2 separate regions of the Homo sapiens genome follow, and region 2 is linked to region 1. Evidence: chromatin loops called from intact Hi-C (ENCODE). Cell type or tissue: endothelial cell of umbilical vein. All regions are shown on one strand. Region 1 overlaps LAMA3 (laminin subunit alpha 3). Region 2 overlaps LAMA3 (laminin subunit alpha 3).

Region 1 (4,000 bases):
TTTCCCTTAACTTTATTCACAAATACATGGTACTATTAGTCTGTGAACTTGAGACAATGTTGATAAATGCATACATGTTTATGATTTTATCTTCTTTTTGTTTTATGGCAGCCTGCCCTTAAATGTGATTTTATCTTCTTGGCATGTATTTCTGTTTGTTTTTGTTATTTTAATGAGGATGAAACATCTCAGTTCCTTGTGAGGTTTTTTAGCTTTCCCTTAAGTGTTATTTTGTATGTGTTTTGTTGCTCAAAGTGCATCTAATACCTACTCCAGTTTGGGTGCTGTGCTTCCTGTGGAAGGCACACATGTTTGTGATCTGGTGGGGGCACCTGTTCTAACCAAGAGTGACAGTGCAGCATGGTGAGCGCCATATTGTGTGTGGGCTGTTATGGGAACACCATTTCCATGACATCACATTCTTTGCTCAAGAACTTTCCTTAATTCCCCATTGTCTAATAGGATAAAGACCAACTTTCCGTGATTTGACTTCTATCTACCCTAACTTTTAGTACCTTTTTGTTTTTTCTGCTTTCTTCTCTGGCTTGGTTTTCTCACTTCCTCTAAACACTTTTTGTCTGTGTTCTGTTCTCCAGTTGTGAAAGGGCTCCCTCCTCCTCTCCTACTACCCCCAAATTATGCCTGTCCTTCAAGGATTTTTGTGTTAAAAGTACAGACTCAAAGAATGCAAGGAGCCTTCTACGAGTCCACAGAGATCGCCTCATCATCTCATTGGCCAAAGCAAGTTGACTGCTTAGCCAGCTTCTCCCTTAATTTCCACATTCTAGGTCCTGTGTCCGCAGTGAAACATGTCCACATCAAGACTGACTTATTCTACTTTGTCCCCTCCCTCCCATGTCCCCTAACAAAGGAATGTGTATGTAGAAGGCACTCAATAATTCTTGAGTGAAAAAATAAATAAATAAATAAGGTAGATTTTGGGCTCTAGGTTAAAACTGGACTTTGATATGAGCATAATATGAAGGGCCCTACAGTGTTTATTAATTTATTCATTTGAGATGGAGTTTCACTCTTGTTGCCCAGGCTGGAGTGCAGTGGCGTGATCTCGGCTCACCGCAACCTCTGCCTCCAGGGTTCAAGCGACTCTCCTGCCTCAGCCTGCCGAGTAGCTGGGATTACAGGCATGCACCACCACACCCGGCTAATTTTGTATTTTTAGTAGAGATGGGGTTTCTCCATGTTGGTCAGGCTGTTCTCGAACTCCCGACCTCAGGTGATCCACTGCCTCAGCCTCCCAAAGTGCTGGAATTACAGGCATGAGCCACTGCACCCGGCCCCTTAATGACCAAAGGATGCAGCTCACCCCAACACATCTGGGCCTGATTCTCTGAGACATGGCAAGCACCCACCCATGCCCAGATGTTGTTACAAAACGTTTGGCCAGGAGCCCCATTGCCATGGAGATAAATTCTCTTGACCTGCCTCCCCAGAATTGCCATTCTGCAGCTACTCCTTGGGTACCAGAAATTCTGGTAGGGCTGTTCCTTGGGTACCATAAATTCGCTGTAGAGAAACATACCAAGTCAGGCCGACATGAGGTCATTTTAAAGGATGTTCAGCCAGACTTTGAAGAGGAAATGTCCTCTTCCTTCCCTATTGTCATGGCACCACCAAAAACTTCCCTATTGTCCTGGCAACACCAAAAACTGTCTTTGCACAGGATGCATAACTCAATTATCTAAACATTGCAGTACTCAAGAATATAGATATTGTTTTGGTTCACCCTGGCCTAGCAGGCCCAGCGGGGCCACTCAGGGTCCCATTTGCAGGCCGCTGCTCTCCTCCCTCTGCTCTGTTGGCTTTTTTCCCATCTGCTTTAGTGCTCTCAGCTGCTACCCATGTGCTGTGTGAGGCTCAGAGCTTGGTCCTATATTACTGACTGGCCACATCTTCTCAGTCACTCTCTTTCCACTGGATCATCTCGCATACATTCTAAAATAAACACACAGGCCAGTCATGATTTTGCTTCCCTTCCTCCTTGTCTGGACAAGCAGCTTCCACAGCTGCCCTTGCTGCAGGTACTCTTGTTCCTTTCCTTTCCAGTGAAGTGAAAATACAAAACGTGGCCAGGTGCGGTGGCTCACGCCTGTAATCCCAGCACTTTGGGAGGCCAAGTTGGGTGGATAACGAGGTCAGGAGATCGAGACCATCCTGGCTAACATGGTGAAACCCCATCTGTACTAAAAATACAAAAAATTAGCTGGGCATGGTGGCGGGCACCTGTAGTCCCAGCTACTTGGGAGGCTGAGGCAGGAGAATGGCGTGAACCCGGGAGGCGGAGCTTGCAGTGAGCCGAGATTGCGCCACTGCACTCCAGCCTGGGTGACAGAGCGAGACTCTGTCTCAAAAAAATAAATAAATAAAAATAAATAAAAAAAGAAAAGAAAACATAAAATGCAGGCTCCAGGGCCGGATGTGGTGGCTTACGCCTGTAATCCCTGCACTTTGGGAGGCCAAGGAGGCGGATCACGAGGTCTGGAGATCGAGACCATCCTGGCTAACACGATGAAACCTCGACTCTCCTAAAAAAATACAAAAAATTAGCTGGGCATGGTGGTAGGCGCCTGTAGTCCCAGCTACTCGGGAGGCTGAGGCAGGAGAATGGCATGAACCCAGGAGGCAGAGCTTGCAGTGAGCCGAGATCGCGCCACTGCACTCCAGCCTGGTGACAGAGCGAGACTCCGTCTCAAAAATAAATAAATAAAAAATAAAAAAATTTAAAAAAATAAACCACACACACAAAAAAACCACAGGCTCCTGTCTGCGTGACCTCACTTTCCAGGTCCCTGCCCAGATCACTTGCTCAGGGGACACTCTGAGTTGTGCCCACCAATGGCGTTCAGTGTGTGAGTTGCTCACCTACCACCAGCATCTTATTAATTCACCCTTGGCCAGAAGCCCCGCATGTTTGCTAAAAGAAACGTTCAGACCTTGGGATGCCAGTCTGCCAGGTTGGCACTTCATGGCAACACTGTCCCTCTGTGCGTGGTGTTCTTTCCTTCACTGCCAGGAAAAGAGAAGCAAGGTTCACCCAGCCTACGTCGGGCCATCTCCAATGGCCCTCTTCTGTTCTGAGGCTTCTCTCTCTGATGGCTTTTATTTTGGGAGGGGTCATCTGCTCTCTCTTCTTTCCGGTCTCTAGACCACCAGAGTCCTTGTGCTCCACACTCGCTGTCTCTCCAGAAATAAGGAATCAGCTGAGAACAGGCTTTACATTTTTGCCAGACTGCCTGATTACATTTAGTCCGAGGGTCACAAGAAGAGAGCAGTTGTTATTAACCTGGGGCCAGGAGCCCTCTGATAAGAGAATGCAAAATTGTGTGTATATGAGAATGAGTCTTTCTGTGAGTTTAGTGGACACTTTTCTGAGAATATGGCCCATAGTTTACCCAGCTTTCCAAAAGCGTCTCCGATCCTCTCCCAGAGTTTACAATCCACTGCACTAGAGCCATCCACTTCAAGCAGAACATTTACACTCTATACCTACATTACTCTAAGTGTGGTTTTGAGGCTACTTCCTTATGGAATCATTTCTGCAGGTATCGAGTAGGGAGAGGTGAGAGGGATGGGGCTGAAAGATGCAACTTGCCAGGAGGTCTTGCAAGTAATGCTGAGTTGGTCCTTTTAGTTGTGCCGAGTGGACAGAAAGGCACCGTCTCCTCCCCTTAGCCCATGTCACAGCTAGAATAGTAATAGCAAATACTTACGTGTGTGCAAGCAACTCCTGTAAGGTTTTTACATGTAATATTTAATCCTCACGACAATCCTGTGAAGTAGATATTGTTACCTCCATTTTTACAGATGAAGAAACTTGGTTGTAAAGTGACCAATTTGCCCAAGGTCCAGTAAGTGGTAGAGTTGGGATTCAAAGCAGGTTACCTGGTTCCAAGTTTATGTTCTTAATCACATACAAAATCCTTTATAAGCAGATATTTGCCAAAGGGAAATAAGCAGATATTTGCCAAAGAGAAACTTAATG
Region 2 (4,000 bases), 59 kb after region 1:
GCATATTCTTCTCCCTCCCTTTCCTTAAATACAAGAAATATCTTAATTTAAAAAATTTAAAGGAAGAGTAGGAATTTGCCAGGTGACAAAAAGCAGGAGAGAATGCCAGGCAGAGACTCAGAGAAGGTTCTGAAGGGCAGGGGGTGAGTAGGAGAGAGAGGCGTGAAATGAGCCTGCAAATGTGGGACCCCATCGCTAAGTCCCCTGATTTAATGCCTTGCATATACAAGATCCTTGATAAATATTTAAATATTGATAGAGAAAATGCAGACTTGAGTTAAATCTCATTCTTTTGTATTCGATCGTTAGGAAATATTTATCTTCTTGGTCCACACACCAGGCCTAGTCAGAGAACTTTTGTCAGTGGTCTATTATATATAGTTATAAAGTTTAGAGTAAATGTTTGGAAGCTTTGAACAATTTGAATTGCCTCAACATGCAAGCATGTGATCGGTGGGCTTGTATTTTGTCTACTTTGTTTTTTTTATTTTTGTAGTGATTTAAATTTGAATATGTTTTACAAAAGTATTTGTCCCTGGCATATTAGAAGGAAAAAATGGTCCTTCACCACAGAGAGCTCAAGAAGCGCTATTTTAGAGAGCCTTGATGTACTCACTTATTTTTCAGGACTGAACACCTATAATAAATAAAACTGTAACATGTAATATATCCAACAGAAGCAGTTCCTTTAAAAGTGCATTTAAAATATTTTAATATATAAGTATAAATTTAATATATGCATATATATTTAATTATATATTATAATCATATATTTTATGCATATATAGTGTTATATAATTATATCTGCTTTTATATATTAAATAAAATTATATATTACATACAATGTACATATAATTATATATGCATTTTAATATAATATATAAAATTATATATTATATAACATATAATTTATGCATTTATTATATATTTAATATATTAAAATGTATATTTATATATAAATATATATAATACATAATTATATATAAATTGTATATTAATATATACTTATAAAAATATATTTTATATATTTAATATATAAATGCATATATTTAAAAATATATATCTATATAAAAACATATAGATATATATAGTTTTTTTTTTTTGAGACAAAGTCTCACTTTGCTCCCTAGGCTGGAGTCCAGTGGCATGATCATGGCATGCTGCAGCCTGGAACTCCTGAGCTCAAGTGATCCTCCCACCTCAGCCTCCCAAAGTGCTGAGATTACAGGTGTGAGCTACTGCACCTGGCTTAAAATATAGTTTTAATGTATTACATGTCTGATTGTATGCCAGGCACCATGCCAAGTGCCTCCATAGATGTTAGTTCATCTGCACAAAAACCTTCTAGGGTTGTAATTCATATTATTGTCATTATCATTATTATTATTGCTAGCACAGAGGACTAAATGCACTGCTCAAATATCCCTGACTAATAAGAAACACAAATGCCTTATGACACAGCTCCGGAAACAGCTTCATGAGTTTATAATCTGGGTCTTGGAGATTATGATCCAGGGCTTAGAGACATTCACATTCCCTTGCTCCTTATCATAACAACTCAGGAAAGGCTGATACATGGCTACGAGTCACAAACTAGCTCTCTGAGCACACCTACTTTCTTCACAGGACAGTGTTTGACACCATGTAACTTACTCCTCACAGGTTGCTGTCCCCATGAGGTTCAATGGTAAATCTGGAGTCGAAGTCCGACTGCCAAATGACCTGGAAGATTTGAAAGGATATACATCTCTGTCCTTGTTTCTCCAAAGGCCCAACTCAAGAGAAAATGGGGGTACTGAGAATATGTTTGTGATGTACCTTGGAAATAAAGATGTAAGTATTGCTTGGACATCTCTCTTGTTTTTGAAACAATGTTTTTCGAGAGGTGTGCTTTTGAGATGTGTGGCACGGCTGCATCACTGCCATTAGCACAGCAGGCAGAAATCCTACTGAGACATCGACAAATCCCTCCAGCTTCCTCCCTGCCCACCTCCCCACTGTGGCAGTGCCCTCGAGGGGCCTCCCATGCATTGTTGGTTGCTAGAGGATCAAGAGGCTTTACCCAATGGGCCCAGCACGTGGGCATGTGTGTGTACATGTAAAAAACATATGCACTTGGGGAGGATGATTGGCACCCCTCCATACTACCAAGTTGTATGATTGACACCACACCACCAGGGATCAATACCAAGGAGGAGTAGCTCCTCCTCACAGAATTGTGACCTTGTCCTCTTCCTCAGACTGCCCAGCCTCAGATCCTTCCTCAAGCCTGTGGGATGGAGAGATTATGGGTGAGGACTGGAGTGGAATGAATCCTCCCTCTCCTGCCTAAATGATAAGAAAAGCAGTTGCCCTGTCTCTTTATCAGTGTAAATTCATCACTACTACTACTATCAGTGTAAATTCACTACCCATACAGGCATTTTGAATGGCTGGCTTTAGCTTTTAATCCCTCCTTTTAAAATACATTTCTTTGACATAAGTGTCAGAGGAAAAGCTAATCACTCACTGGGTTAGGATTCAGTTGTTGGAAGAAAAATGCTTGAAATATGGTTCTCAAAAATTCTGCCCAATTAGGAAATTGTTAGTTGTCACTAGTGGATCTTGTATTTAAAGATTCTTAAAATCAACACTATTGCTAATTACTCTTCCATGCTTCAAGAGGTTGGCATTTTATTTGTAGCTTGTTATGTCATGATTTTTTGCTTTGTTTTGTGGTAAAATGCACATTACTTTATTCCTTCAGCAAATTTATACCATATACCTACTATGTGTCACATTCTGGCTTTGTGATAAACAAAAATTTATTCTCGAATGTACTTAATGCCAATGCACACTTAAAATGGTTAAAATGGTAAGTTTTATGGATATTATGCCGTGATTTTAAAACATTTTGTTTCTACCTTAAGGCGCTCACATTCTAGCAGGGAAGAAAGATGCATATATAACTAACCATGATAACATAGAGGTGTGACAACAGAGGCATGCACAAAGTGTTAAGAGGATGTTGTGTGGTACTGGGAGAAGCAAAATGGCTTATCTCCCTTACCAGACTAAAATCTGTTGGACGGCTGAGTCTATACCTGGGCCCTCTGTATGGTAGGTGCTTGGCACATATTTGTAGATTGAGTGAATGGAGGAATGAATAAATGAGTGCCCTATAACATGAGCAGAGACAGCTCTCACATTATTAATTCTGCATTCTATATTATTCTATAAAATATTGCACCTTGTTTATTCTGTCTCTCCAAGGCTTATTGCCTAAAACCCATTAGTTATTTGAAATGCATCCTCATCCTCTTGGGATGGGAATTTGAGAAACCACAATGTGAAGTGTTCTGAGGTGGCCCTTTGTCTCCAGGCCTCCCGGGACTACATCGGCATGGCAGTTGTGGATGGCCAGCTCACCTGTGTCTACAACCTGGGGGACCGTGAGGCTGAACTCCAAGTGGACCAGATCTTGACCAAGAGTGAGACTAAGGAGGCAGTTATGGATCGGGTGAAATTTCAGAGGTACAAGTCTGATTGACTGTACCTGTGCTCACCAAACTTCCATGTATACATGTTGCTGAACCCCATTTTTAGTGGCTTGGCTTTGAATTCTTCAAATTTTTTGTTTAACTTTATTATCTAAATTCATTTTAAACAGAATTTATCAGTTTGCAAGGCTTAATTACACCAAAGGAGCCACATCCAGTAAACCAGAAACACCCGGAGTCTATGACATGGATGGTAGAAATAGCAATACACTCCTTAATTTGGATCCTGAAAATGTTGTATTTTATGTTGGAGGTTACCCACCTGATTTTAAAGTAAGTGTAAATGTTATTTCACTGAATTAAATATTAAAATTTTAATTTGGTATGGTGATGACCTCATGTCTCTAATTGTTAATTACATATAAAATGGATTTAACCGCACATTCTTACAGCACATTCTAGAGATACTAGCTAACACTTATTGAGTGCTTCCTCTGTGCACTGTTCTAAGCTTTAGTATG

Evidence for each region. Hi-C counts contacts between places; a loop is a spot of excess contacts. Peaks named below come from ENCODE experiments on the same cell type or tissue, not always from the same donor. Only the 100,000 strongest peaks of a DNase experiment are listed, where the experiment ranks them.
Region 2: it touches region 1 in a loop (10-fold over the local background); 6 of 110 quality-filtered maps call a loop at or near these places.

The regions. Positions count from the first base shown.
Region 1 is chr18:23,852,275-23,856,274 of GRCh38, forward strand. All of the region lies in intron 32 of LAMA3 (laminin subunit alpha 3), which reads left to right. Among named protein-coding and RNA genes, the nearest start is that of LINC02958, 130 kb to the right of the region's middle. In endothelial cell of umbilical vein, no CTCF peak of the experiment used is centred here; a DNase peak (open chromatin) is centred at 1,697; H3K27ac peaks cover 932 bases.
Region 2 is chr18:23,911,049-23,915,048 of GRCh38, forward strand. LAMA3 (laminin subunit alpha 3) reads left to right here. Exons shown (of 75, transcript NM_198129.4): 56 at 1,663-1,833; 57 at 3,362-3,513; 58 at 3,650-3,812. Among named protein-coding and RNA genes, the nearest start is that of LINC02958, 69 kb to the right of the region's middle. In endothelial cell of umbilical vein, no CTCF peak of the experiment used is centred here; a DNase peak (open chromatin) is centred at 1,503; H3K27ac peaks cover 702 bases.